2 separate regions of the Mus musculus genome follow, and region 2 is linked to region 1. The links are chromatin loops, found by intact Hi-C in ENCODE. Cell type or tissue: left cerebral cortex. All regions are shown on one strand.

Region 1 (8,000 bases):
TACCCCAACTCTGTCCGGTGGAGGGACGTCCAGCCTTCCAACACCTAACTTGGCATGATATATTCACTTGGTGATGGACCTCAAGAGGTGTGGTGCTTTCAGTTGTCCTCCGACTCAGTCATCATATTGTACTGTTTTTCTCATAAATTGATGCATTAAATAAAACCTCTGGCAGATGGTCCTGTTACATCTGTATAAGAATCATGAATTACCTTTTTAAAAAACATATCCTGCGAGCTGAGGGCGTGTCCCAGTGACACAGCACTTGGTGAGCATAAATGAGGAGCTGGGTTTCCACCCCAGCACTGAGACAGACAGACAGACCCAGACAGACAGGCCCTTTAACACATACTTTCACATTATATTCTTTCTTTTCACCCATCTAACTCTGTTCATTGTTTAGGTCCCAGCTCTGATGTCACTTAGAGAGGTCATCTCAAATCTACAAGTCCTTCCTGACTCCTTCTCTTACTGATCTGTGACTCGGAAGCACTTAGTATATAGTTCATGATCTGTGTTTTGTGTGCTTCTGGGAATCAAACTGCCTGGCAATTATATTTTCTTCTTTGTATTTTTCTTTCCTCCTTTCTGAATGTTTTAAGAATTGGTCTTGTTGTGTAGCCCATGCTGGCTTCAGATTCATGCCACTTCTGCCTGTCTCACAAGTGCTGGCATTACAGGCTCCTGCCACCATACTCTGCTTATAATATTTTTCATTTGATATATTTTCTATAAGGAATAGGTATACATTTGTAATGCTTAAGTGGTATCTTTAATCATTACTTTCAAAAAGAATAGAAAGACCAAAAAGAACAGCAGTATTCTCGTTGTATATTGGTTGCCTCTTGCATCTCCATGGAAGCCCCCCTCTCCCAAAATCTAGCCTACCCAGATTGCTCCCCACATAAACTCCTATTGCAAATTGCAGTTATATTCACTTCGATGCAATCATCCTTACTGCAGAATTCAGTAACAAGATAATGTGTATGTGCATGTGTGCATGTGCATGTGTCTGTGTGTGTGTCTGTGTGTGTGTCTGTGTGTGTGTGCATGTGTGTATTACAGCTCCTACTCAAAAGAGTTTATGGTGTGGTGGGTGATAGAAAGTGGAAAGGCAGAAGCAATGTGTGCAGCTCAGTGTGTGCTTAGAATAAATAAGGCTGTGCGTTCCATCCCCAGCACCAAACAAACACAGAAGTACTAGGAGATACCATCAAACCAAGTGCCATAACTTTATACAAAGGTTCAGCTTTGAGGAAGGGATGATTTCATGCCCTGTTGTGATTTCAGCTTTGCCTGTTTAGACATCTTTCAAATTAGGCTACAACAGTGTAGCTGCACAGAACGGATAACCCCACCTTGCCTGCTTTAACATGTTACACTATGTCAGTTGCAGCCTAGATAGATGACAAACATTCCCAGTAATGGGGTTACTTCCCGCCCAGGCCAATGAGGGGGGCCAATGGGAAGAATTAGTTTATCTGGGACAGGAGAGTTTGCCTGGGGCATTCTCTTATCTTAGCATAGTGTGCCTGTTCCCACTATGTAAGTGTTCTCATTGTCTAATCCTCGTGTTTGGTTTCTAGACCCCCGGGATGGCTTATGAGAAATGAAGAAGCAACTCAAAGGCTGGATTAAAGATGCCTGTGTCCATTCAACGGCTCCTTCCTACAAGCTGGGTTCTTATGGGAACCCAGAGTACAGACAGCAACAGTGCTTCTAGAAGGTGAGTCTTCGCTTAGCTAGAAGCCTTAGGCCAGGTGTCTAGTCAACATCTGACTCTTTGCTCTGACTGCTAGAGCGCCACCTGTTGGAAAGCCTTGCTCCTGCAGCATCTCTAGCGGAGGGGGTCAGGCCAGAGCTGAGCTGATACATTGTAGCTTCCTAAAGAGCTGAGCTGATACCTTGTAGCTTCCCACCCGCAGACACCAGAGTCCTCTCCCACCTGTCCAGGAAAAAGCTGCCACTGTGTCCGGTTGAGAGCTTTCCCTGGGAACATCACCCAGCCGTTTCTATGCATAGGCTTGTTATGGCAGTCTAACCAGGAACAGAATCAAGTGGACCAGAGGAATCGACCTGGGAGAGGAAGCCACTTCGAATCATAATGGTCTATGTGTTGCATTCCCAGGTGTGCTTAGAACCTGTCCTAAAAATGTCTTTTTGTCCTTCCGACTTGAGAACTATTGCACTATCCTCCTGCATCCTTTGTTGTTGAAAGCTCCTGCCCAATCTGAGTTTCCTTGTGAAGAGAGACTCCACTAGACCTCTTTCTTGGGCGCACGCTGTTTCTCTATCTTCTCCCTAAGAATTCAAAAATCATTGTACCATTCCACCTGTTTCTTTATTTCCTCCCTCCCTCCTTACATTTTTGTAACTGAGGATGGAACCCAGGACCACAGCATGCTAAACCATGCTCTATCATGGTGTTGCACCCCCCCAGTCTCCTGCCTCCTTAGTTGTCTATGATGCTGACTTAGGTAAGACTCCATCCTAGGCAGGATGGACCGGGAGAAACCACACTGAGTCAACACTGGCTGATGACTGAGGATATAAAGTTTCTCAGAAGCTGGTGTGGCGACGTAGTAGGAGTCTCAGTACCCATACTACAAATCAGCCCTGAAAACAGCAGAAGCAGCCAAGTGCCAGGGCTGGAATGCTAGGCAACTGAGCTCTCTGCTCCCAGTGAGGCCTCTCAGGCCACTCTAGGACAATGCAAAAGATTGTCATGCGTTCTTTGCAACTTGGCTGAGATGGTTTTCACGCAGGCCTGTGGGCCATATTGTTCTTCCTCTCTTGGCAGATCTTTGGCACCCACTCTCCTCTCTGGCTGCCGGCAGGCCTCCCTGTAGCTGTGCTTTGGCCTGATTAATGGAGTCCAGCTTTCCCCCCAAGGTGCCTGGGCAGTGGGGGTTAAGTCATGCTAGAAGCCCTAATTGCCTGGTCACTTTTATTTTGGGAGGGGTGTGTGTGTGTGTAGACTTCCTGTTTACGGCGCTTTCCTACACAAAGCAAGGCAGACACATGATGTTTTAAGAGTTTCTTCATTCAAGGAGAGCCAAGAAACAAAACCGGAGTCTGCTAAGAAAACAATAGAGGCCGTGGCTACAGAGCATTCTGGCTCTGGGAAACGACTGGGTCCCCTTTGCGGGGGTGGCTGCCACCACTCTGCTGTACGTGATGACTGCCAGTTATTAAGCCTGTCTGGCTGAGGGGGAAGCCAATGAAGAAAACAACAATAAAAGGGAGATAAATGGCTCCTGAGAAATAGGAACTATGCAGGCTGGGGGGGGTGGAGTGGGGGGTGGAGCCCCTGCACTGGTTTAGAGTTTATAGCCAGGAGGATAAACACCACATAATTCTCAAACGATCACCATTTGGAGATGATAAAACAAATAAGAGAAAAAAAAATTCCCTGGAAGAAAAGTTTACAGGACAGAAATCGTGATATCCTGTGTAGAACATTCACGAATTCTGTCTTGGGTCTGGGGTATGCTCAGAAATAGCCTTCCAGCTTGGTTTCCGAGTTTTTGAGGGCCACAAGAGTCTCCCTTACATCACTGGACGACGGATCTCCACCCATCCTAGCGTTGAAGGAGAGGCGGGGTGAGCCCTGGCACGTCCTTGTCGGGGTGCAGGGCGAGGCTGCTGTGCTCCTCCGAAAAGGATCCCCTCCTCATCTAAGTCCAAAACGCCGACCGCGCAGAGGCTGAAAAGGTCTCAACTTCCTGAAAGATGCTAAAGCAAAGAGTCCTCAACTGTCCAGAAACACGGAACTTATGGGATCTACGGAACTGGTATCCCAATCTTGATGTGGCTGGAATGTCCCCGGTGCTTTTGAAACCCTGTGCTTGGGCCAGAGGTCACTCCCGTCCTCTGAATCCATTTGCCAACAGCTTAGACGCAGGCAGCCGGCGCCCTCTTGAGGAAGAAATGCGTGCCTGTCCAGCGGGCTGGAATGCTAAGGCGGTCGCTAGGTCCTGTGGGCCTCCTCTGCACCCCAGCACGCCTAAGGGGAAAACCCAGGCTTTTCTTGGAAGAGTCTGTTTTCAGTTCCAGCTGGTCTACTGGCTCCCAGTGACTAATGAGGCACCTCTGCATCAGTGGTCCTCGGGACCTCTCGAGGGAGTAGGCAGTGAGCAAGCACAAAGGCCTGGGTCATTTGCAGCCCTGAAATGTTATGGTCACGAGTGTCTGATCATTGCCAAAAGGCTCCTAACACCCTGTGAATATGGCAGAAAGTGTGGCGGGTAAAGAAAGGTAGGAGCGAGCGGTGCATAATACACACTGGCACGTCTACAGTAGCTCCTGCCTGTGGTCCTGACACCTCGTGCTGGGAGCCAGAAGGGTCTCTAGTTTGAGATCCTGCTTCAAAACAAACCCTAATGAGATACAGGGTGGGCTGACTGTTTTAAACCACACAGAAAGCCACAGGATACAGACAATTGGGGGTGGGGAGGTGGGCATCATTCTCAGGTGTTCTGAGTAGGCTCGGAAGGTCTGGCAGCAAAGAAGTCCTTGGCGAGAGGAGAGGCTGACCTTACTGAGTTACCTTTGGCCAAGGCCATAGAGGCCACACCCTGGGCCGTGGGATTCGGAGGCTCACAGGCATCGGTGTTTACTCATCTTGTTCAGACTCCAGGCAGATGCTTCTCTACCACCTCATCCGCATGCGTCACTGTTGTGGGTTGTGGTCTGCCAAAGTTGAGACAAACACAGGGTCACATGGCTGACGCGCTTGGGTAAGAGGACAAACAGATTAATGCACCCAGGGCTCCTTCTCAGATAACATCTATGCAGTGGGCTGAACAAAGGGTGATGTCCTGGAGTTCTGGCCATCCTCCCTGTTCACGCTCCGCAGATGCCCAGGGGTTAAAGGAGTATCTGCAGCCACGTACACAGAATGAGGAACGTTTTGAAACAATTTGTAACCGGTCGAATACTTGAAACACGTCAATCCTTTATCTTCTCGGCCATCTGGAACTGGGTAATGGTGGTCTATGCAGACGTTTGGTCCAGGCACTGGGGAGGCAGAGGCAAGATGTCTGAGCTTGAGGCTAGCCTGGTCTACAAAGTAGGTTCCAGTACTACACAGAGAAACTCTGTCTCGAAAAACTAAAACCAAAACTAAAGCCAAACCAAAACCAACCAAACAACCAAACAGCCCCCCAAGAGCCAGATGGTTACAGAACACTAAAGCTGAGGACATTAAGGGATGTAGCTTAAATTAGTATATATGTAGCATAAATGAGGCCCAGGTTCAATTCTTAGGAAAAACAAACAAGCAAACAACAAAAACACAAAAGAACTGTTTTATAGGGCTGGAGAGATGGCTCAGAGGTTAAGAGCACTCACTGACTGCTGCTCTTCCAAAGTCCAGAGTTCAATTCCCAGCAACCACATGGTGGCTCACAACCATCTGTAATGTAATCCAATGCACTCGTCTGGTGTGTCTGAAGACAGCTACAGTATACTCATATAAATAAAATAAATAAATCCCCTTTTTTAAAAAAGGAACTGTTTTATATAATTTAGTTGAATCCTCAAGTTTTAAAATATAATTTAGTTGAATTTTCAAATTGTTTTTTCAAATAATCATTATAAAAATTCACACCACACATTGAATATGAATTTATGTAATTATAAATAATTTTGAAAGGGATTCGGATTGGTTTGTAGAGTGCTGAGAGGGCCTGGCTTTGCTGATGCACCACTTGAATCTGGAGGCAGCCCATGAAGAGTCTAAATGTTGGTCTGGAGAGGACTGGCTGCTCCTGCAGAGGACCTGGGTCCAGCACCCAGCACCCAGCACCCAGCACCCAGCACCCATATGGTGGCCAACTCTCTATAACTCCAGATCTAAAAGCTTTGATGTCCTCTTCTAGCCCCTGTGGTCATCAGGTGCACATGTTGTACACAGGATTACATGTAGACAAAACACATATATCTATAAAATTAAAATAAATAAAGATTTTTTAATCACAAAAAATAAATAATATTGAACACTTGAATAAAGTAACTTCTTTTGAAAACATACATAAAAACCATTTTAACTTCTAATTTACAGTTGTTATATTTTAAGTAATAATATGCTTAAGTTCTGTACACGTTGAGACAATAGCATTTAAAACCCTTCCTTATAGCTCACCTTAATAGAACGTAAATTACTTGATGGTGACCATAGTCGTGATTTTTCTTAATTGAAAGTATCTCTGTACAATAAATGTATACTTTGTTATAAATAATGCATGTCTCTGTTTAAGTTCCTATTCAAGTTTCACTAACAAAAACCCAGAACACTCAGACATGCACAGTAATAATTGGATTCAGTTGTTCTATTTTGCTCACATGTGTTGAGCACAGGCTTTTCAGTTTTGTCATTAGGAAGAATTTGTCATGGTTAGGAACAGAGGACATATTTTATGTAACAGTTTTTTAGTGTCTTTTTGTTGTTTGCTTGAGTTCCTGGAGACGTGCGTGGTATATATGACCAATCTGTACCATTGGTTAAGGTCCCCAAAGACCTGAGAGGAAAAACAAGGATTTCCTTCTTGAAGACAAAGAAGCATCAAGGAACTGGGCGTATTGTGGCAGGCAAGGCTAGAGGGCGTAGGCAAGTCTAGCTGCCATGGGATGTTTGAAGGATCCCACACTAACACTGGGAAGCCATTGGGGTTTAAACTACAGAAGGTGGGTTGTTCTGCTTGCTGTATGACTGAAAGCAGGAACAGAAATTGGGCCCACTGGAGGCCTCTTGCTTTGGCTCTGATGAAATACCAGGTATGATCTGTTTTCTTTGAGGGGTGATGATGAGACTTCGTCTGAGGGAGGAGTTGACAGGGCTCTCGGGTAGATTGAGTGTCTGTGACAGGGAAAGGAAAGCCTGCTTTCTATGCTGTTGGTTCGTGTGGCTGAGTTTGCAGCCATCTCCAGCATCTGTGGCATTGTTTCTAGGACTTCCCCAGAGATGGCCAGACTGCAGATGCTCAGACCAGGGTTGCATCTAGTCTATGCTTATCCCTCCATGTGCTTCAAATCATCTGCACTTAAGGTCCCTAATACAGAGCGAATGCTGAGTCTAATTGTTAGACTGCCTTGTTTAGGAGATTATGACGCACAAAGACCATAACATGATCCATAGAGATGGAAAATGGTCTTACCACCAGCATTTGTTTGGATCCTTATATATGGAACCCATAGATACGAAGGTCCCATAGACAGACAGACAGACATATAGCTATAGATAGATACTTGAAATAGAAATTTGGCTTTGTACAAGCGTGTGAGTTTCTGATAATAGGGGGGAAGTTAATGAGACAGCAGAAATTTTCCTATAGTGCCTGCTCAGAGCCTTATCCAGTTTGCAGGGCTCACTGGGGCTTGTCACCCATGTCCCATCAAGCAGTCAGTCAACTGTTGCTACAGTGTTCTCACAGAATAGCTCAACTCTTTGCTGAGCTCCTTCTGACCTTGAAGTCTCAGTCAATGGGTAACACAGAGGGACTCTGAGGATCTGAATTTCAAAATGAATACCCTCCCTCCCCCGTCCCCTTCCAAACCGGGATTACGGGCATGTATCACCCCACACTCAGTGCAGAGGATCAAACTGGCTCCTTTGCCAGCTGAGTTATATGCCCAGAGTTCCCAGTAGGACTTCCCAAAGACTGAAAAGTCAGTAGAAATATCCTCTCCGACCATCTTCCAGCCGCCGGATCACACTGCTGTGATCATTTTGATGGTACTCACACAGTGTGTCTCTGTACAGGTCTTGTTTTGATGAGCAAGTTGATGTAGATGTCACGATGTATCCGGTAGAGTCATAGCTCTGTGTACTCTAAACCACAAGATATCAGAACAAGGACCCTCAGGGCCGGAATCATAGCTCAGTGGTGGAGCACTTAATCAACATACACAAGGCCTGAAGTTCTATTCCCAGCACTGGGAAAAGGAAGGAAGGAAGGAAGGGAATGAATGAATAAATAAATAAATAACTAAAAAAGGAA
Region 2 (8,000 bases), 190 kb before region 1:
TTCCAGGACAGCCAGGGCTACACAGAGAAACCTTGCCTCGAAAAACCAAAAAAAAAAAAAAAAAAAAAAAAGAAAAAGAAAAAATTGTTATACAGAGTTGGCTACTAGATGTGGCATTGCTCTTTAGTCTATTATTTATTTGACTCTTCACCTATTTGTGGATGAGAATTTATTTATTCAACCAACCTTTTTTTTTTTTTTTTTTTTTTTTTTTTTAATGTTGTTGTTGTGGTACCCAGGTAATAGACTCTTGGTCCATAGTTCTTCCCAAGACTTTTCCAAGTCAGGCATGGTTGTGTACACATTTAATCTCAGCATCTGGGAGGTAGAGGAAGGCAAACCTTTGTGACTTCTCGAGGCCAGTCTGGTCTACATAGTGAGTTCCAGGATAGTCAGGACTACACAGAAAGACCCTGTCTCAAAAAAACCAACCGGGCTGGTGAGATGGCTCAGTGGGTAAGAGCACCCGACTGCTCTTCCGAAGGTCAGGAGTTCAAATCCCAGCAACCACATGGTGGCTCACAACCATCTGTAAGGAGATCTGACTCTCTCTTCTGGAGTGTCTGAAGACAGCTACAGTGTACTTACATATAATAAATAAATAAATCTTTAAAAAAAAAAAAAAAAAAAACAACCAAACAAACAACCAAACAACCAACACTTTGCAAGTTGCCCATCACGGCCTTCCTGTCATCACAGGACTTTGGTCACTGGTACCTTCTCACAGCTTATACAGGGATGAGAAACAGATGCTTCCCCCAGTGTTCATTGCCAGGATTCCCAGAGACTTCTTGTGCATCTCCCTTGAACCCTTGCCTTTAGCAATGGGGGAAAAGGTTCCTAGAATTATCCAAAACTTCTATCACTGTGGCACGATTTCCAAAGGACTCCTGGTTGCTACCCAATGGCAGACATGATTTGTTTCTCATAGTGTACAGTGACTTGGTGGGTCTCTGTATTTCTTCGTGACCCTATGATAGGTCTGTCATCTATTTAGCATCCTTCCTTTCTTCCTTTGGTACTTTCCCTCCAATTTTGGAAGAGATGGTCACCCTCCATGTCTAGTTCATGTTCTAAAGTTTGAACGTTGCGTTTCCCCCAGGGCCCATGTGCAGGTTTGGTCCCCAGGTGGAATCTTTGAGAGGTGGGAGGGAGGCTGCCACTGAAGAAGATTTTGGAGCCCCTAGCCCATTCAGTTCCCTTGGCTCTCTAACCGATGGCTATGAACCCTTGTGTTCCACAACCACAGCTTCTTATTGCTCTCTGGCACTGCCCTATCCCCCAAGATGCTAAACTTGGAATGGAACCACCAAAATGAGGCAAAATAAAACAAAACAAAAAAACCCAAAAACAAAAAACAAAAACAAAGAATCTTTCTTCCTTACTAGGTAATCTCCCCAGGTATTTTGTAGAGATATGGAAAGCTGACTAATGTAGCATGTGATCTGGAAGAGACTGGCCCAACCCAACCACAGAAATCAGAGATAATTCAGAAATAGGCACATGATCCAAGCATGAGACTCAGACTAGTGTTGAAACTTTTGGGAAGAGAGTTCTGCTGGGCTGAAGGTATAGATGTTTAGTTCTGTACAGACCATGTGTGGGACAGATCCCTGTAACCTTAGCACCAGAGAGGTGAAAATAAAAAATAAAATAAAAATCTTAAAAAGTGCATCTCCCCTCCCCTTTACACTGGAGTAGCTAGATGCAAGGAAGCATACTACATGGGCTTTCTGGCATGGTTTGCTGCCCAGCTCAGTGATCCTGCTGGAAAGAGGGAAGTCAAGACAGAGGGAACACTGAGTCAGACTGAGTCTTGGCTGACATGAGTTTAGCCTTAATCTCATTAAGCCAGAATCCATCTGCTCCTGGACATTTTTTAGTTTCAAGAGCTAAATAAGTCACTTTTCTTTTTGCTGGTTTGAGTCAGGCTTCAGTCACTTACAGTGAAGGATCATGATTAAACCTTTCTCCTTTCAGTCTCCGTCCCCACTTCCCAGAGCCTCAGATCCTCAAGGATTAGATAAAGTACCAAGCCAGGAGGAACACAGCAGCCAGCCTTGCCAGCCTCATAGCTAATCATGTAAGGAGACTACAACATGCCTACTGCTCTGGCTGCTGAGAGCCATGGCTGTTTAATCTCTGAGTTTTAGCTAGTCTACTAAGGATGGCTTGGTCTCATTCAGGTTTGTTATGTTGTTTTGTGTGTGTGTGTGTGTGTGTGTGTGTATGCACATGTATGTACTTGGTGTATGTATGTGTGCATGTGTGTATTGCATATGTGTGCATGTGTGTATGTATGTGTACATGCACAGGTATGTATGTGCCTTCTTGCACATGTGTATACACATGTGTGCATATATGTATTTGCATGCACATGTGTATATACATGTGTGAAGTTGTATGTTTTTCTTCTTAGCTTGTACGGTAGTTGTAAGACTCAGATAGGATTAGAGTAGGCATTTACTACCCTTTACAGTTCGTCCCAGTGTCTTCTCTCCCCTCTCTGACTCAGTGTGTGACTTAAGGGTCTGAGTATCTTTGAACTTTCAGCATCCTGGATACATAACAGGGTGAGGACACAGTTGCCAGAAACTTGCCTTTCTTTTAATTGATTTCATCTGTGTAAGTGAGACATCTCACTCACTGAATAATTTTTTGTCACATGTTTATGCAAATCACGATTTGTCTTTGAGCTGACAGCCCCAGTCCTTGCTTTGTTCCGGATGTTGCAGCAGAGGCCAAATGTGCCATGTTCTCTCTTGTGATGGCTGCCAGTTCTCCAAATGTCATAACAGACATTTCACAAGGGAGCCAGTGCCTGTGTTGAGGGCAGCCAGGAAGCATCTATGAGCTTGGTTTTTGTTTTCGTCCTCTTTCTTTTTGTGATACATTTTAACTTTATTGAATTTGTAAAAAAACATTCTTATCAGTCAACATAGATGACTAAAAAATTGTTTTTTTTTTTCTAGTCCAATTCTACTTTTTTTGCAGTGAGCAGTAACTAAATTCATGTATTTCCACCCACACTTTCCCGTGGACATGTTTTTCCAGATTTTAAAATATAGGCTACCCCTTTTAATTTTTTTAATACAAAATACTATTATATTTTATATTGATTTTTTTTGAGAGAGAGAGTGAGTCTCATTATGTAGCCCAGCTCAGCTGGGAACTCACAAAAATCTGTCTGCCTCTGCCTTCTGAGTGCTGGGAATAAAGGTGTATGCCACCATACCCAGGGCTTAAATTTTCTTTTAAAGCTAGTAATTACCATTTTGGGGGTCACTATTTATAGATACTGTCTTCGATTTGTGGGCATACCATGATATTTCTCTAATTAATTAATAAGTTTTCCAGGTAGCTTATAGCTTTTTAAAAATACTTATTGTATATAACCCCCAAATAAACAAGTTTGTAAATATATTTGTTTATGTTCAAGGAAACCTTTGGTGGCTCTACTCTGTTCATGTGCTATACCCAAGGGACTCTTCCGATGTCAACATCTCTTGTATCAATAGTCTGCCAGCTACACGTGACATCTTCCTGACCCCTCTCTATGGCATGTTTTTTTTTTTGGTTTTGTTTTGTTTTGTTTTTTGTTTTTAACCAGAGTTCTCTTGAATATGGGATTGACTGAGATATAAGAGGAGCCCAGCTCCAGACCAGTTCTGACAGCGATGTCCTTCCCTTTCTCTTTTCTCCTGATGCCCAGAGCATCTTAGTAGATTCCATCATCAATGACAAAATGTTATTGGAGTGTAGGGCCTTTGAAGTCTCTAGATAAATGAGATAATAAACCTCTGCTCCCCAGGGATACAGAGAAAGGTATGAGACTACTGAATGGTCTCAGCAGTGCTGTAGACATAGTACCTGCTTAGTTAATATGGAATAGGAACAATTAACCCATTGCCAGAAGCCCCTCTTTGAAGTTTGGGTCAACTCTGAGCCATATGGGAATCAGTGGATGTGACAATTAAAACTCATACCCAACCTCAGACCTGATCTTCAGAGTTAATAGGTTTGGGGCTGGTGAGATGGCTCAACAGGTAAGAGCACCTGATTGCTCTTCTGAAGGTCCTGAGTTCAAATTCCGGCAACCACATGGTGGCTCACAACCATCTGTAACGAGATCTGACTCCCTCTTCTGGTGTGTCTGAAGACAGCTACAGTGTACTTACATATAATAAAAACATAAATAAATCTTTTAAAAAAAGAGTTAATAGGTTCAAGCTCTTCACCCTCACTTAGCCATTTTTCTTGAACTGCTAAAGTCAACCCCCTATTTTATCCATTCCTTTTCGTGGAAACTGAGCCGTGAGGACAACGTGGCCACCAAGCTGATGGCTAAGGGAAGGAAAACATCAGCAATCCCGTGAAGGTGACACTTCTGTGGTGTCCCAGAAGCAAATTCTGAATCATGTAGGTCAGGGCTGCCAAAAGGCCTGGCTGGTGCAGGGAGAGACTTCTGATCTGGGTGGGGCAAGAAGGGGAGGGGGGAGGTGGGGCAGGGAGGAGGGAAAGGAGTCAAGGAGTCAAGTGAATCTAGGTCTAGGGCTGTCTGGTACAGTGCTTGCTGCCTTCTAGGTTATTTAACCATTCCAGCCATTAAGACAAGCCCCTTTTGCACGGGGCTGCTCTGAGTGCATTTTAGTTGAAAGATGCAACGTCATCTCATTCCTTCTGGGAAAGGAGAAAGGACCCACTGTATACTCAGACACCGATCGAGGATGCCGTGCCAGCCTCAGTTGCACCTCGCTGTCCTAGGCCGCAGCGGTGGTGTTTGGCTATGGTCCCCTCTGCAAAATGCAAGGGGGTCCGGGTTGACGGATTTCAGAAGTCCTCTCCTCCCGCTGCCTGAAGAATTCCGCGCTGCTGCTCCACAGGGGGTGGGGGAGGGGAAGTGTTCCGCAGGAAGAAGGGACAGATGGCTCCCGCTGGACTGTGTTCAGAAATGTGGTGTGTGATATACAGCGTGAATGAAGTGTGGTGCCCTTTAAACACAGCCTCCCCCCTGCGCTCCACTCTGCCTGGCTCCCTGATTCTCATTCACAGTACACCATCACTCTCCCACGGGCAAACCTCAGATACTTTTGCGCTGGAGCATACACATACACCAGCAGACTCTGACACACACTCGGTGACTCACCGCTGAGCCATCAGTACACACAGAGGGTGACTCAGCAGGGACCCTCATAGGCAGGCTCACACTCAACTGCAGTTGATGTGCACAGAGGGCCTCTGCAGCAGCGGTAGGCAATCCCACCTCCCACTGGGGTCCTTGGTTGAGAGTCTCTCGGAGGCCTGCAAATGATTTGCATTCTTGGCTCCTTGGAACTGCCTGTTCTTTGTCTTGTGTTTATGGCTCAACCGTTTCCCTACCTTGTTCCCCCCACTGGCTGGTTTGGGAGCTCAGCAAGCAATCCAACAGTCCCTGGCCAGCCAAAGAGGCTTTTGTTTCTAAGAAACTTCTTAGCTCTTCATGAGTTCTTTCCCCACAGGGTCTCATCCCTCCCTGGCCTGGATACCTCTGGCCCAGCTTCCCAGGGTCCATGATTGGCAAGTCTCCACTATTCATGCCCTTTGAGTGGTACCTTTCACAAGATGAGGGGGACCGAGGGTGGGCCACACATGTTGAGGGTGGATAACTGGATGGAAGATGGTCTCTGAGGGCCCCCTCTCTTCCTAGTAGTCCAGACAGATGCTTCTTGGACACTGTCTTGGTACTGAGCAAGACCAGCTCTCTCTTCCTGACGATCAGAGAAGCGACGGTATTATATGTCTCCGTATGATGGACAGCCTTATGGGCCTCAGCTCCCACATGGACCTACCGCAGAGTGAGCGATATAGGCTCAAAGAACAGCAGGCAGAAGATGGGACTCCAAGCAACCAGGTATCTTGGCTGGCACATGGCTTCTGTTGTGGTTCAATCTGAAGGTGAGAAAGTCCTGATGCTGCCTCGGACCTGCTTTTCGCCTCTCTCACGGGATGTCACAAATAAAAGATGGGAGCAGAGAAGATCGAGGGAGGGAATAGTCAGTTGTGGTCAGGTGCTTCAAGCTTTGTCTATTTCTCCAATCCCCACACCCCCAACTCCCCACCACCCCCAGTGTGCCTCTCTTCAGTACTGGAGCATATGACATACTAGCTAGGTGAGTGCTGTTGTATACCACTGAGTCCCATTCTTAGCTCATCTCAACCTAATAGCCCTGTAGCCCCACTAACATTACCCACTTGAGCCTGGTCCCTTTGGCTATCCAATGCCCACAGACCCCTCTCTGTCCTTTCAGAAGATGTGGTTACAGGAGCAGATAAAACCTGTATTGTGACCAGGCCTTGGGACACAAAGTGGTACCCAAGAAACAGTAGGGAAAGATGCCAAAGACATGTGCTGCCTTCGGTTGGGAAGTGGGAGGGGTTTGCTCTAGGTCCTCCCTGACTACAGCAACAGAGTCCTAGATGAGTCCCTTCTCCAGACTGCATAGCACTAGGCTGAGTGCTGTCCTGGGAGCAGGAGTGGGCTATCTACTCAGGAATCCTGGCTAGGTGATGCTCCATGGGACTCTCCTCTTCTCTGATACCTTCCCCATGATTTATGCCTAGAAACACAGGCATGCACATACTAGCTGCTTTGAGCTCAGGATTGAAATGCCTTTCAGCTCTAAAATTTTGAGCTTGGTAGGCTTTGGCCACTTTTTTTCCTTCCTTCTACTTGTTGGAGAACATTATCTTCAATGAACTTTGGTTCCCACTGCAGAGTTGGAATGGAGAAGGAGCCATCCACCCTCAGCGGGACCCTTTCTTTGGGGGACCTCCAGTCAAAGCTTCCCTGCAACTGTGTCGGCTGCTGACTTGGGTTCAAGGCTGAGTATTGCCTGGCAGGCTCGGCAAGCCTCACCCTGCTTCCATCAACACCCTGGGGCTCCCAGCCCCTCGAGTGGAGAAGCTTCGTGTCTGCAGGACGTTGGAAGACGAGGCTGATCCTGATGGATTGTGTTGAGCTCTCAGTGGATGTGTGAAGGAGTTTATCCACAAGTCCCTCTTGCTGTGAGCTCTTTTTACAGACACGCTACAGTAACGAGCAGAACTACTCTATTTAAATATGCATGGATGTGGAAGAAGGCCAATTCCTTGCTCAGACATACCAGCCCTGGCCAAGATCCAGAACTGCAAGATCGTTTTTTTTTTTTTTTTTTTTTTTTTTTTTCTGCTGTTGGTTTTTGCAGCGCTAGGGACGGAACCTAGGCAGGGTTGTCCCTAACCCTTGGGAGGTGTGAGCTGCACCTCTGCTCCAGATAAACTTGACATATGGAAGTTTAACACAATGTTTAATTCGGTTGTATGCTAATTTATTGTCTACTACAATGCTGCTTTAATTAATTGTCATAAAACCCTTATGAGGTGTGTGTGTGTGTGTGTGTGTGTGTGTGTGTGTGTGTGTTTCAAGACAAGAGTTTCTCCATGTAACCCTGGCTAGCCTGGAACTTGCTCTGTCAACCGGGCTGGCCTCAAACTCAGAGAACCACCTGCCTCTGCCTCTTAAGTGCTGGGATTAAAGGCGTGCGCTGCCATTGTCTGGCACTCTTAACCTGTGTTGCACCCGAGGATCCCGAAGAACAAGGCCAGATGGTACACCTGAGATGACACAGTACCTCACCCAGAGGCAAGTGTGCAACCCTAAAACACAGCCCCAGCATGCCATGGGTGGTTATGCTTGGCCTGTACTCAGTGTGGGCACTCTGGTAAGTGCTGGCAAAGACCTTTTTCCTCCAGTCGTCCCTATCCTCCCAGAGTAGCAGGAAGTGGTGACCTTATGCTATAGAGCCATGAACTGGGCCACAGCCCTAAATGACACCTTTGCCCCTGGCCTAGGTCTTCCACTGACAGGTGGTCTTTGTCCCCACCCCAGGTCAGTCTCTTACTGGTTTGCTTCAGGGACAGTGTCCACTGGAGTCAGAGACTAGGCCTCGCTCCCCCTCACTGCCTGACAAGCTCTCTAGGGG

Evidence for each region. Peaks named below come from ENCODE experiments on the same cell type or tissue, not always from the same donor. Only the 100,000 strongest peaks of a DNase experiment are listed, where the experiment ranks them.
Region 2: a loop joins it to region 1, with 2.3 times the contacts of the local background. A loop is called at or near these places in 3 of 42 quality-filtered maps.

What each region holds. Positions count from the first base shown.
Region 1 is chr8:25,271,133-25,279,132 of GRCm38, reverse strand. Gm39145 (a long non-coding RNA gene) reads right to left here. Exons shown (of 3, transcript XR_001778746.1): 1 at 7,744-8,000; 2 at 4,550-4,692. Among named protein-coding and RNA genes, the nearest start is that of Gm39145, 4.1 kb to the right of the region's middle. In left cerebral cortex, CTCF peaks have their summits at 1,804 (motif pointing left) and 3,915 (motif pointing left); DNase peaks (open chromatin) are centred at 1,818, 2,782 and 3,916; H3K4me3 peaks cover 544 bases; H3K27ac peaks cover 377 bases.
Region 2 is chr8:25,462,844-25,470,843 of GRCm38, reverse strand. Gm31045 (a long non-coding RNA gene) reads left to right here. Exons shown (of 4, transcript XR_378820.2): 3 at 5,687-5,934; 4 at 6,755-7,175. Among named protein-coding and RNA genes, the nearest start is that of Gm30978, 13 kb to the right of the region's middle. In left cerebral cortex, a CTCF peak has its summit at 4,163 (motif pointing left); DNase peaks (open chromatin) are centred at 1,903, 5,057, 6,412 and 7,063; H3K4me3 peaks cover 555 bases; H3K27ac peaks cover 872 bases.